Linked DNA regions of Homo sapiens: regions 2 and 3 are each linked to region 1. Evidence: chromatin contacts called from ENCODE Hi-C or POLR2A ChIA-PET data. All regions are on one chromosome and are shown on one strand. The core of a region is the stretch at or near the end of the contact, and the rest is flanking DNA. Distances in the headings are between cores, read along the strand shown. Region 1 overlaps RETREG1 (reticulophagy regulator 1). Region 2 overlaps RETREG1 (reticulophagy regulator 1). Region 3 overlaps RETREG1 (reticulophagy regulator 1).

Region 1 (3,872 bases), core at 490-2,989:
AATCCCAGCTACTTGGGAGACTGAGGCACAAGAATCGCTTGAAGCCAGGAGGCAGAAGTTGCAGTAAGCCTAGTTCGTACCACTGCACTCCAGCCTGGGGACAGAGCAAGACTCTGTCCCCACCCAAAACAAAGCAAAGGATGAAGTGAGGTATGGATGTTGGGGTGGCAGGAGAAAGAGGGTCAGCACCATGCAGCATGCAGCATGCAGCATGCAGCACAGCACCATTCTCAGACGCAGTGCTCTTCACCCACAGGCGAACAGTGGCATCCCTGCCTGGGACCAGTCTCACCCTGCATGCAGGGTCCATGGCTTTGGGAGTGAATATCAGGCAAAGAAAGCCCACTTGATACAGGAATTCTCAGCTCTCCAGTATAGTCACAGAATCACAGTTTTAGAGGCGGAAGGAACTTAGGATCAGCTTAGCTCAGTCCCTTCATTTTACTGTGGCCTGCAGAAGAGAAATGATGTCTGCAAGGTCAAACACTGAAGTCAAGCAGGGTTCCCAACCAGACCAAGACTTCCAGAGCTGCAGTGCAGCCCTCAGTCTTGGAAGAGACTCCGAAATCTGACTCCCCACCGGACCCCACCTGCCACAGCTAAATCTGGGAGCAGATGGCGCCTGGCTCCGACTCTGAAGACCAAGCCGGTCGACATCAGGGGGAAAAATGAAGAGCTGGCTTTGGACAAAAGGCGCCCGTGATGTGACTGCTCTAGGCAGCTGCAGGATTAGTCCTTGCTCCTGGCTCCCCTTGGAGTCTTGTTTTTAGTGTGGAAGTAGCTTCAAATTGGGGGCTCTTTGACTTCTCAAACAAAATGAAGATAACAGATAATAATGATGATCGCTAAAGTGAACGGAATGCAGCCCACGTGTCAGAGACTGCATTAAATGCTACACATTCATGATCTCATTTAATCCTCCCCAAAGCTCTGCACGATACTTCTATTACTACACCCATTTTAAAGATGAGCGCAGGAAGGCACAGAGATCCGAACTCAAGTCTGCCTTAACCACGATGTCCCTGCCTCTCAGTGCAACCACAGACCTACCAAGACACCATGTACCTTTCCAGTGGGGTCACAGACATAACCTTAGCATCAAGAAGAACAAATACATTCTTTCATTCTTTTTTTTTTTTTTTAATTGAGACGGAGTCTCGCTCTGTCGCCCAGGCTGGAGTGCAGTGGCACGATCTCGGCTCACTGCAAGCTCCGCCTCCTGGGTTCACGCCATTCTCCTACCTCAGCCTCCCGAGTGGCTGGGACTACAGGCGCCTGCCACAATGCCCGGCTAATTTTTTGTATTTTTAGTAGAAACGGGGTTTCAACATGTTAGCCAGGATGGTCTCGATCTCCTGACCTCATGATCTGCCCACCTGGGCCTCCCAGAGTGCTGGGATAAACACATTCTTATTCAAAATAAAACTGAGGCTAGGCTGTCGGAATCTGTTAGACTCACTCTGCATTCCAAGATTTTTCAGGTGACTGAAGTCATCTCTCCAGACATAAAGCCCAGACATCAGTATAAGGCACCTCTAAGAGCTCTGCCTTGAGACCATTTCCCTGTGAAGGGCCAGAGTGTTCCATTTCCAAATGGGGAGGTACATCCATAAAGGGGGCCACCCGAGGGAGGAAGAAGGGCCTGCCTTTATGGCCTGTTCAGATGAGCCTGGAGGAAATAAACAAGTTATTTTGCTTCTCCACTCATGTGCTCTGACCCGAAGCCAGCAGGGAAAGTCCTTAGAATTCAGTGACTAATCAGATGATGGGCCATGAAACACACCCCTGAATGTCATCAGAGTCCAGGCATTTGCACCGGGAATCCAGAAATAAGCTGTCACCAGAGGGACGTGTGCCCTCTGGAAATAATTTCCAGAACATGTTTCATAATCCCGGGCCCGGTCGGTCGGAGCGAGCCAGGAGACAAGGAAAGGTCAAAATACAGCCGCTGATCCCAACTTGCCCAGCCTCATCTCCTCCTGCTCGGCACTCTCCTCCCGCCCAGCTCCCTGCACAAGCTGTCCCATGCTTGCTCCTGCAACTGAGCCTCCCAGTCCTTTCCAATCAACCACCAGGAAAGCCAACTGTCCCGGTACCGGGGCCCTGATGTGACTTCACTATTGCTAAGGGCAGAACTCACACCTCTGTCAGGAGACGCTGTCATCACTTCCTCGACTTGCCTTGAACGTGTTTTGAGAAACTGTCAAAAATTAATGAGTAGTTTATTCACCAGATGTTTAGATGTCAAATAATGCTGGGACTTAATTCTGCACTTATCAAATATAACTGAATTGAATGACATGTTTTAAAATAACTTTTCTTTTTAAATATTGCCTTGGTGTAGAAAATGGAAATGACATTTTTAAGTGAACAGATAAGAATTCCTCCTGAAGGATGCGCATGTTAAAATAATCCTCTAAAATATAAAGCTTACTATGATTTTATTTATATTCTTGAGTGCTTTCTGGTTAGGACAAAGGGTTTGGCTACTGATAGGAATACAGACACTCAGTGAGTAGATTTATCAAAAGCAGTACTTTTGGAACCCTTTTTGATGGAGATCTAGGAATCCAAAGTGAATTTCTTAATCCAAGCCTGGATCCCCCCGCTAAAAACTACCAATAAAACAGGCTTTTATACAGCAGTTTGTATTTCCTATGGCAATGATCTCTATCCTATTGATGCAGTTGAAGGACTTGTAAATTGCCTAACAGCAAATAAATTATCCTTATTAGCCTTGTTTATTGAGCAGAATCATTGATCAAGTCAATAACTGATAAAGCAATGAGTGGGCTAATGTCACACAGGAATACCCACCTTCGGCAAATACAGGGCAGGGCTAAGTAACGGATTCCTTTCCACCATGAATTCAGTTATTACAGAAAGGATCTTAAAAACTGAGAATCTCAAACTCTCTGATTCTGGAAATTCACACACATACCAGTGAATGATTCACTTCACCACTGTAAGAAAATCAAATCTGGGAAAGATGCAGACTTGGTAATGAGTAATTGGGAATGAACAGATGATTATATAAAAGGGACAGGAAGGAGCAAGAGAACACTGTGTCTATTCCATCCTAACACGGGTGCTGGGCACTCCACATGCATTAGCTCACCCATCCCCAGAAGAACCAAACAGGAAACAACAGGTCTTCCTCACACCAGCCACAGGCCTCCCAAGGACCTGAGCACTGAAGGCAACAAGAAGAGGAGATGCGAGACATGTCATGAAGACATGTTCAGTGGCTGGCTAATTTCTCCCATGCATCTTTTCCACTATGTCTATGTTAACCATGGGGACCGGGGAGTAGAATTGTTGTCTAATGGGTTATTCAGGCCAAGTAGACGGGGAAAAGCATGGATTCAGTCAACTGACAGGTAAACAAGTACTTATTACGCACCAGCACCATCACTATGCTTGAGATTCCAGAAGGAATCCCACCTTGGTCGCTGCACTGCCCCAGACCTTACTCATTTCAGAAGATACAACAAATAATCACACTTTCTGTCATATTTAATTTGTACTATGGTCTGAATGTTTGTGTCCCTCCAAAATTCATATGTTAGAACTGAATATCCAGTGTGATAGGACCAAAAGACAGGGTCTTTGGGGAAATGATTCAATCATGAGGGCAGAACTCACAACTGACTGTCAGTGCCTTGATCTTGGATTTCCCAGCCTCCAGAACAGTGAGCAATAAATTTCCATTGTTTGTAAATTACCCAGTCTAAGGTATTTTGTTACTGCAGCCCAAATGGACCAAGACAATTCACTAAAACGAACTGCCTCGATTTCACATTTGACTTTGCTCTTAGAAATACAGATAGAAGATAGGTGCGGTGGCTCACGCCTGTAATCTCAGCACTTTG
Region 2 (3,654 bases), core at 93-2,592, 34 kb before region 1:
AATCAATGGTATATTGGGACTGACCTCTGCAGGCTCAGGAGAGCCAATATTTTGATTCTCTTTCCAGCTTCACTTTTTTTTTCATTTTAATTTTTATTTTAAGTCCCAGGGTACATGTGCAGGATGTGCAGGTTTGTTACATAGGTAAAGGTGTGCCATGATGGTCTGCTACACCTATCAACCCATCACCTAGGTATTAAGCCCAGCATGCATTAGTTATTTTTCCTAATGCTCTCCCTCCCCCCAACCCATCCCCAACAGGCCCCAGTATTGTTGTTCCCCTCCGTGTGTCCACGTGTTCTCACTGTTCGGCTCCCACTTGTAAGTGAGAACATGCAGCGTTTGGTTTTCTGTTCCTGCATTAGTTCGCCGAGGATAACGGCTTCCAGCTCCATCCATGTCCCTGCAAAGGACACAGTCTCATTTCTTTTTATGGCTGCATAGCATTCCATGGTGTATATGTACCACATTTTCTTTATCCAGTCTATCGTTGATGGGCATTTGGGTTGATTCCATGTCTTTGCTATTGTGAATAGTTCCAGCTCCACTTTTAGTGACCTCAAGTGGTGATGTGAAATCAACCACAGTGGGAGTATTTACACTACAGGAATCAGCAAATGCTAAAGATCAGGTTTTCTCTACCACATAGAGCAGATTCCATGACATTCACCATCACACCGCTGCCTACCTGGCCCAGTGAAGGACTCCTATGTACCTCTCCCACTTCAGCCACTCTCTCCTTTCTCCTTGGGTGTCAACCCTACTGACCTTTCTGCGCCCACACTGCCCTCCTAAATGCTAAACACACCCGGGGTATCGCCAGCACATAACAGCCATATATGTACGTATCTAACTGCACAGGCTCCTCAGGAGTCAGCCACTTGCCTTCAAATCGCAACTCCCTCACTTCACGGCTGTGTGAACTTTGTTTACTTCAGCTCTCTGTACCTGTTTCAAAACCAAAGGCCACATACGACCTTTTCAAACATACAAAAGTTGACATACGCTGGCTCACAGGAATCCCAACGGCACCCTGGTCAGGCTCCTGTGCCAGGCTTTTCTCCTCCTCACCCGATTTTTTAAAGAAATGGTAGTATCAACAATAGGCTTTGTCAACAATGTAAAATTAAGCCTAAAATCTGGCTAATCTGAATTATTAAAACATCTGGATTGCAGAATATATTTAAGTCAATTTCTTTTAAACTTCCAAGAATAAAATTTAGTGCAATTACGAATGACGTTTCGGCTTTAAAAGTGCTTTGGTGATCTTAAATACAATCACCTTCGTGCATCCGGAACACAAATGTACGGCAGCCCTACCGCTCCGGAGTCCAGCGATCACAAAAGGCCTGTGAGGACGCAAAACTGGTATTACTAAATTCCAGTTGTACGGACTCAGTGGCCTTTGCAGACAAACTTTTCAGTCCTTACTATATGACAAGTCCAGTAGGATGTTTCACAGGGGCCTGGATTAGCAGGTGACATTCTGCTGTTAATCCCCTCCCCCAGCCTGCACGCCAGGTACTCTCCCACACGACCATTTTAAGTTTCATTTCCTCAGCCCCTATTATCTGAAATACTCTTGCTTACTTTTTTTTCACCTTGGGGTCTGTCTCCACACCTGGGCTGTGTGCTCCGTGACAGCAGGGGCCTGACATCACCCTAGCTCCTGGCACCGCAGCTGGCTGACATTGGGAGCGCCATAAAGCCCTACCAAGTGAAGCAATGAACATGTGAACACAATTATCCGGAAGTTATCTGGAAAGCGCTTCCACAAGAAGATGCATGAAGAGCTCCGTCTTGGTGCCTAGGGTCCCTCTCCCTTCAGGACAGCTGGAACAGGGACCGTCCCCCTTTCCACACCCCTCAGCCCAGGCTGCTTGCTGAAGGCGTCAGAGGCCCTCCCAGGCCCCGGCTCCAAGGTGGGGCCAAGGAACCACTGCAGAGCCAGGCCTCTGGCCAGGGTACACGTTTCCTCCTATTTCTTGACCCTGTCTGCTATCCTAGTCGCTGCCCCCATTGTTCTTTCCTTCTTCTCTGGCCCCTGAGGCTCCCTGTTTGGGCTTCTGCCTTCCTCGCCTGCTTCAGAGTGGCATTCAGGCTCACCCTCTCCCCTCGTCTCTTGACCTTGGAAAAGGGCATGGAGTCTCCAGAGGCTCCTACTAATACCACGTATGGCTGACATAAGATAAACCACAAGGAGGGGGGTCTCTCCTGGACCTGCCCCCTCTCAGGCCGTTGGTTCACCAAGTCCATTTGGTGAATATCAAATGGTGCCTCGGGGCCATCAGACCAGGGCACGCATGGCAGTCTGCCCTGGATGCCTGGGCCCTACACCTGGATACACTTATGAAGCTGCGGAGCATTTGGCTTCCACTGATTTTTTTAAAAACAAAACTGAGATTTAGCTCACTGATGGTTCCAGAGCAATCTAGGACACCAAGTGCCAAAATGGAACTGAAGTCACATGAAAAAGCCTCAGTGTGAGACTCAACTAGAACCTGCTGCAATCAAGCTCTAAGAATGTACTTTGTAAGTAGATAAACAACTTCCAACAGTTATTTCTCTTTCAGACAAGGCACCCAAAGACTTGTCCAATGGCATTTCATCTCGAAGGTAGCAAGAGTCAAATTCCTGTTCCATTGCAATCTTTTTGTTTTTTTGTTTTTTTTTTTTTTGAGACAGGGTCTTACTCTGTCACCCAGGTTGGAGTACAGTGGGCTGATCACAGCTCACTGCAATCTCCACCTCCCGGGCTCAGGTGATCCACCTCAGCACCCCTGGCTGGTCTCAAACCCTTGGACCCAAGGGATCCTCCTGCCTTGGCCTTCCAAAGTGCTGGGATTACAGGTGTGAGCCACGGCACCAGGCCAGTTGTAATCTTTTATTTCTAGCCTAGCTCTAAACTTTCTCCCTGTCTGGGATGCCCCTTCTTTCTGCACAGATAGGGAAAAAACAAATGTATGAAGTAAGACAAAGTATACTGCATAGAAAACCACCAATGGGTAAAAGCTTAAAGTTATCAAAATTAAAACTACAGGTAGTAGGGGGAGGTGGCACAGGAATATGCTACCTCAAAGGACGGGGAGTCTCTCATTTTCAATCCAATATATTACTAATCCTTGGTAATAATAATCATTATATGTGTGTATAATATATGGTTATGTGAATGTATAGCTATATAATATCTATACACTCCTATCTGGTTACGCCTTGTTAACCAGTAAAGCATTCTTAGAAAAAAATTCTTATGTTTGTTCAGTATATATCACAAACTGTTGGTTCAAAATATTTATCAATAATTACTACTTAATTGTGAAAATATTGCATTTCATTAAAGCAACCCTAATCACATTTCTGCCAAATCTCTCCCTTCTTTCAACCTCTAAAATGAGTAGGCCCCATAAATATGTACTGCACATATCAAATAGCTTATCAATACATTTCATTCTACAAGTATGTATTAAAAATGCCTGTTCTGTGAAAATTCTATGAAGAGAGCTGGTGGGAGTGCCTAGGTGCCAAGAGGAAAATAAAAGTCCTGCTTCCAGAAATGTTAAAATGTCATGAAGGGGATACATACGAGTAAATCAACCCATGATCTCAAAACTGAACCTGACATTTACACTTTTCTGGAAATGTTTTCTTAACCAG
Region 3 (3,671 bases), core at 514-3,013, 50 kb after region 1:
CTGGGTATTTTCACATCTCCATCGCATGTAATGTTCCTAAACAACATGATGAATTTAGATACATGGAAATTATATATCCATAAATAGATTAGGTTGGAGCAATTTGTCCAAATCATGGAGTCAGAATATAAACTTGGGTCTTCTTGACTCAGAGTCCACCGCTCCATTTAAACATCATTTGTAGAGTTCCCTGGCATCCTGCTTTAATAAACCAATCTCAATGTACCAGACTGTTCCAGAGAGCAGAGTTGAAAAGTAATTGTCATGTGGACGTCTATCTTTCAAATCCTCATTCAGTTGTGGTCACCCACTCATCAGTTCATGTCTACAGTCTGTTCAAGAACCCATTCCAATATACCTGACCCTGTCCAGGGTCCCAAAAAGAAATTCAGATATTCCACAGTTCTGAGATTGATGGCATTGCCACAGCTGTAGAAGATGATTTTGCTTCTCCAACTCCAACCAAGGATGCAAAGAACTAGACTCTGGCCACATGCATCCATGTGGCACCCACTCTTACCTTGGGTGTGCTCAATTGTTCTGCCTGGTTCTCCCGCAGCAAGCCTGATCCTTCTCATTCCCCTCTTTGCCGGAAGCCCTGCCAGAGGTCTGCTTACCCAGCTCCAGCCAATCCCTTTCCAGGTGAATGAATCTTGATCACACCCTAATAACCCACTGTTCAAGATCACAGACACATACAGTGGACTGTTCCTTGCCAAGTTCCTGGGCTCCACAGTAAGATTTCATGTGTCCAGACCCCCCTCCCCACTGCTCCCAGTCTGAGGCCAGAGCGATCACTTCCAGAGCTGGGACTGAGGCTTTTACATCTCTTGGGCCAACTGTATTACTTTGCAAGAACAAAACACTACAGACAGGGTGGCTTAAACTACAGAAGTTTATTTTCTCACAATTTGTGTGAAGGCTGGAAGTCTAAGATCAAGCTGTCTGCAGGTTTGGTTTTTCCTGAGGCCTCTCTTCTTGGCTTGCAGATGGCTGCCTTCTCACTGCATTCTCATAGGGTCTTTCCTCTTTGCATACATATCCCTGGTGTCTGCCTCTCATAAGGACACCAGTCATATTGAATCAGGGCCCACCCATGTGACCTCATGTAACCTTGACTACCTTTAAAGGTCCTATCCCCAAATATAATCACCTTTTCAGGTGTGCTGAGGGTCAGGACTTCAGCATTTGAATTTGGGGGCAGCACGATTCAGCCCATAACACCAAGTGTGTGGACCACTCACCTGCCGGCCCCAAGGTCACTCCTGTGTCAAAGTTAACAAGCCGTGTGCTGTGCCCTGTCAGCCCCACCATGCTGAGGACATATCCACATCCTCCCAAACTCCCTGCCAGAAAGGCAAACATTCACTCATGCTGCTACACTCAGTAAACAAAGTGAGATCAAGGCTGAAATATCTGAACGAGCTGTAAGAAACTATGCAGATTAGAGCCAACAGGTTATTTAAGATCAGAGAGGCCACAGTATCCTGGTATATACCGTGTCCTGGCCTACTTAGGTTAGGACAATAAATTATATGCTCACCCTACTTACTAAGCTCTAAATGAACACAGGACACAGAGAAGCAACCGTCTAATTTGTTTCAAAATCCTCAAATACAAAATCTACTGAGCAGTGAATTAGTAATTTTGTCATCCTCTGGGGGCCACTTATCTGAAGGTCAGGATCAAGTGCCCTTTATCAATAGAGTGAAGCTGCTCTGCCCAGCAAAGCTGACCCGGGTCACTCCGTGCATGCACACAGTACCGCTGGGCTGTGCCAGCAGCCTCCTTACACAGACATTCCTTTAGTATCTAGAGCCCCACATCCAGTAGTTGTGCCTAGAAAACACCACCCCCTTTGCTTATTCAACAACAAAATGTTCAAGAAACCATAGAAAATCCAGACCTGGATGCGGACTGTTGTCCCAGTTTATTTGGATACATTCAAGGGGCAAAACAGTGTTGACACTCTTGGGGATTATAATCCCACTGGGTGCGGCAACCCTGACCACACAGGGAGAAAGATGTTTTCAAAACTTGAGTGTTTTTTTTTTTTTCAAAAAGGAGTTTGTAGTGTATCCAATGCATGTCTTTCTTTTTTGTTTGTTTATTTGTTTGTCTGTTTTCAGACAGAGTCTCTGTCACCCAGCCTGAAGCAGTGGTGCCATCTCGGCTCACTGCAACCTCCACCTCCCGGGTTCAAGTGATTCTCCTGCCTCAGCCTCCTGAGTAGGTGGCATGTGCCACCACACCCAGTTAACTTTTATATTTTTAGTAGAGACGGGGCTTCACCATGTTGGTCAAACTGGTCTCAAACTCCTGACCTCAAGTGATCCGCCTGCCTCGGCCTCCCAAAGTGTTGGGATTACAGGTGTGAGCCACTGCACCCAGGCCCAATGCAAGTCTTCTTTTCTACCTGCCAGCATGGAAGGGGAGAACCATGGCCGTCAATTCCAGTGCATGAGGAATTGCTGCAACTCCCCGCTACTCTGTGGCCAAGCCTGAGACAGTAAAAAGCAGTGACAAATATTTGGGCACCAATACTAAGTATCAGGAAAGTCCACTCTGGCCCTGAAGCCAATGGCCACCTTCCAGTTGAACTTTGATGAGCAGGGCCACCTCAAGGCCAGAGACTGTATTGTGTCATCCCAGGTAGGAAAACACTCCGATTCTCTCCTATGGGTCAAAGTAAAAGAAGAAACAAACAACTAAGAGTGGAAGAGGATGTCCATGCTCATGTCCAAGTGCACAAGCATGAGAGAGAACTGGCAGCTGCCTCATGGACGCCATTCCTCTAAGTTCCCTAGATCCTATTTCCAGAACATTCTAAACTGAGAATGAACCTCAGATGAGAATGAATGTTTTTTGACAGCTTTCAATTCTTCAGGTTCCCCCAACCCCAGCTGCTGATCCTGGGACCTCCAGGATCCCTCAGGAGTATTTGAGGGTCAGGGCAAGACAAGCCCCTCACACTCACAGGTCATGGTGCCCACACCGATGGAGACCACACACCTTGACACACGACAGCAGCGCCTGCGGTAACAAAAAAGCCCAGAGGCTACGCACCTGTACGGCCAGGTTTCCTGGAATTCACAGAACCTGCACCTCGAAGGACAAGCTGCAGGTCAGGCTTCCTTCAAGGTTCTTTTATGTGAAGTAATATTTTAATGTCCTGTTTTACACTTTGATTTTTAAAAGAATCTTCAGCAAATAGCACAAACAAGTAGTAATATAAAACTTAATGAAATATCTTAGAAATGAAAAAATTATGATTCTGAAAAAGAACCCCTAGCCTAAGTGAAACTCGGGGCGTGTGTGCTGCAGAATCCACATGGGCCACGGACTCGAGGCGGGCTGTCTCCCAGGGCCTCGTTGTTATTTTGTGAAGTGATGGCATTACCCAATTTTTACAAATAAGAAAACTAAAGCTAAGAAAGAGTAAGTCATTGGACTGGGTTCACCCAGCTAGAAGCTCACCTCTTCCCAGAAACCCCTACTCCCCGGTGGGTACACACACACAAACACACACAAAAAAACACACAGACATGCAAACACACACATGCAAACACACATGCACACACAAAAAACACACACATGCAAACATACACACACACGCACACACACATGCACAAACACAAAAAAACACACACATGCAAATATACCCACACACG

The links. Hi-C counts contacts between places; a loop is a spot of excess contacts on that map. ChIA-PET counts read pairs that join two places held with the same protein, here RNA polymerase II (POLR2A). Pooled maps may share reads with other maps.
Region 2: a map of gastrocnemius medialis shows a loop between it and region 1 (2.9-fold over the local background). The contact joins two enhancer-like sites. A Hi-C loop is called at or near these places in 55 of 168 maps with a recorded cell type or tissue (CD4-positive, alpha-beta T cell, CD4-positive, alpha-beta memory T cell, Caco-2 and 32 more), 2 of 37 single-sample maps with no recorded cell type and 21 of 50 pooled maps. POLR2A ChIA-PET finds 5 or more read pairs at or near these places in 5 of 52 experiments (MCF 10A, OCI-LY7, PC-9 and 2 more).
Region 3: a pooled map of right lobe of liver shows a loop between it and region 1 (3-fold over the local background). The contact joins two enhancer-like sites. A Hi-C loop is called at or near these places in 1 of 168 maps with a recorded cell type or tissue (Caco-2) and 1 of 50 pooled maps. POLR2A ChIA-PET finds 5 or more read pairs at or near these places in 4 of 52 experiments (K562, OCI-LY7, Panc1 and 1 more).

The regions. Positions count from the first base shown.
Region 1 is chr5:16,537,577-16,541,448 of GRCh38, forward strand. All of the region lies in intron 3 of RETREG1 (reticulophagy regulator 1), which reads right to left. Among named protein-coding and RNA genes, the nearest start is that of ZNF622, 74 kb to the left of the region's middle. Within about 2 kb of position 1,740, at least 17 of the 41 ENCODE cell types and tissues checked have a DNase peak (open chromatin) inside an H3K27ac peak, as active enhancers do; they include body of pancreas, gastrocnemius medialis and psoas muscle, where a contact is called at or near this core.
Region 2 is chr5:16,503,814-16,507,467 of GRCh38, forward strand. The region is part of intron 3 of RETREG1 (reticulophagy regulator 1); the gene reads right to left. Among named protein-coding and RNA genes, the nearest start is that of ZNF622, 40 kb to the left of the region's middle. Within about 2 kb of position 1,343, at least 3 of the 41 ENCODE cell types and tissues checked have a DNase peak (open chromatin) inside an H3K27ac peak, as active enhancers do; they include body of pancreas, gastrocnemius medialis and psoas muscle, where a contact is called at or near this core.
Region 3 is chr5:16,587,273-16,590,943 of GRCh38, forward strand. The region is part of intron 1 of RETREG1 (reticulophagy regulator 1); the gene reads right to left. Among named protein-coding and RNA genes, the nearest start is that of RETREG1-AS1, 27 kb to the right of the region's middle. Within about 2 kb of position 1,764, at least 2 of the 41 ENCODE cell types and tissues checked have a DNase peak (open chromatin) inside an H3K27ac peak, as active enhancers do.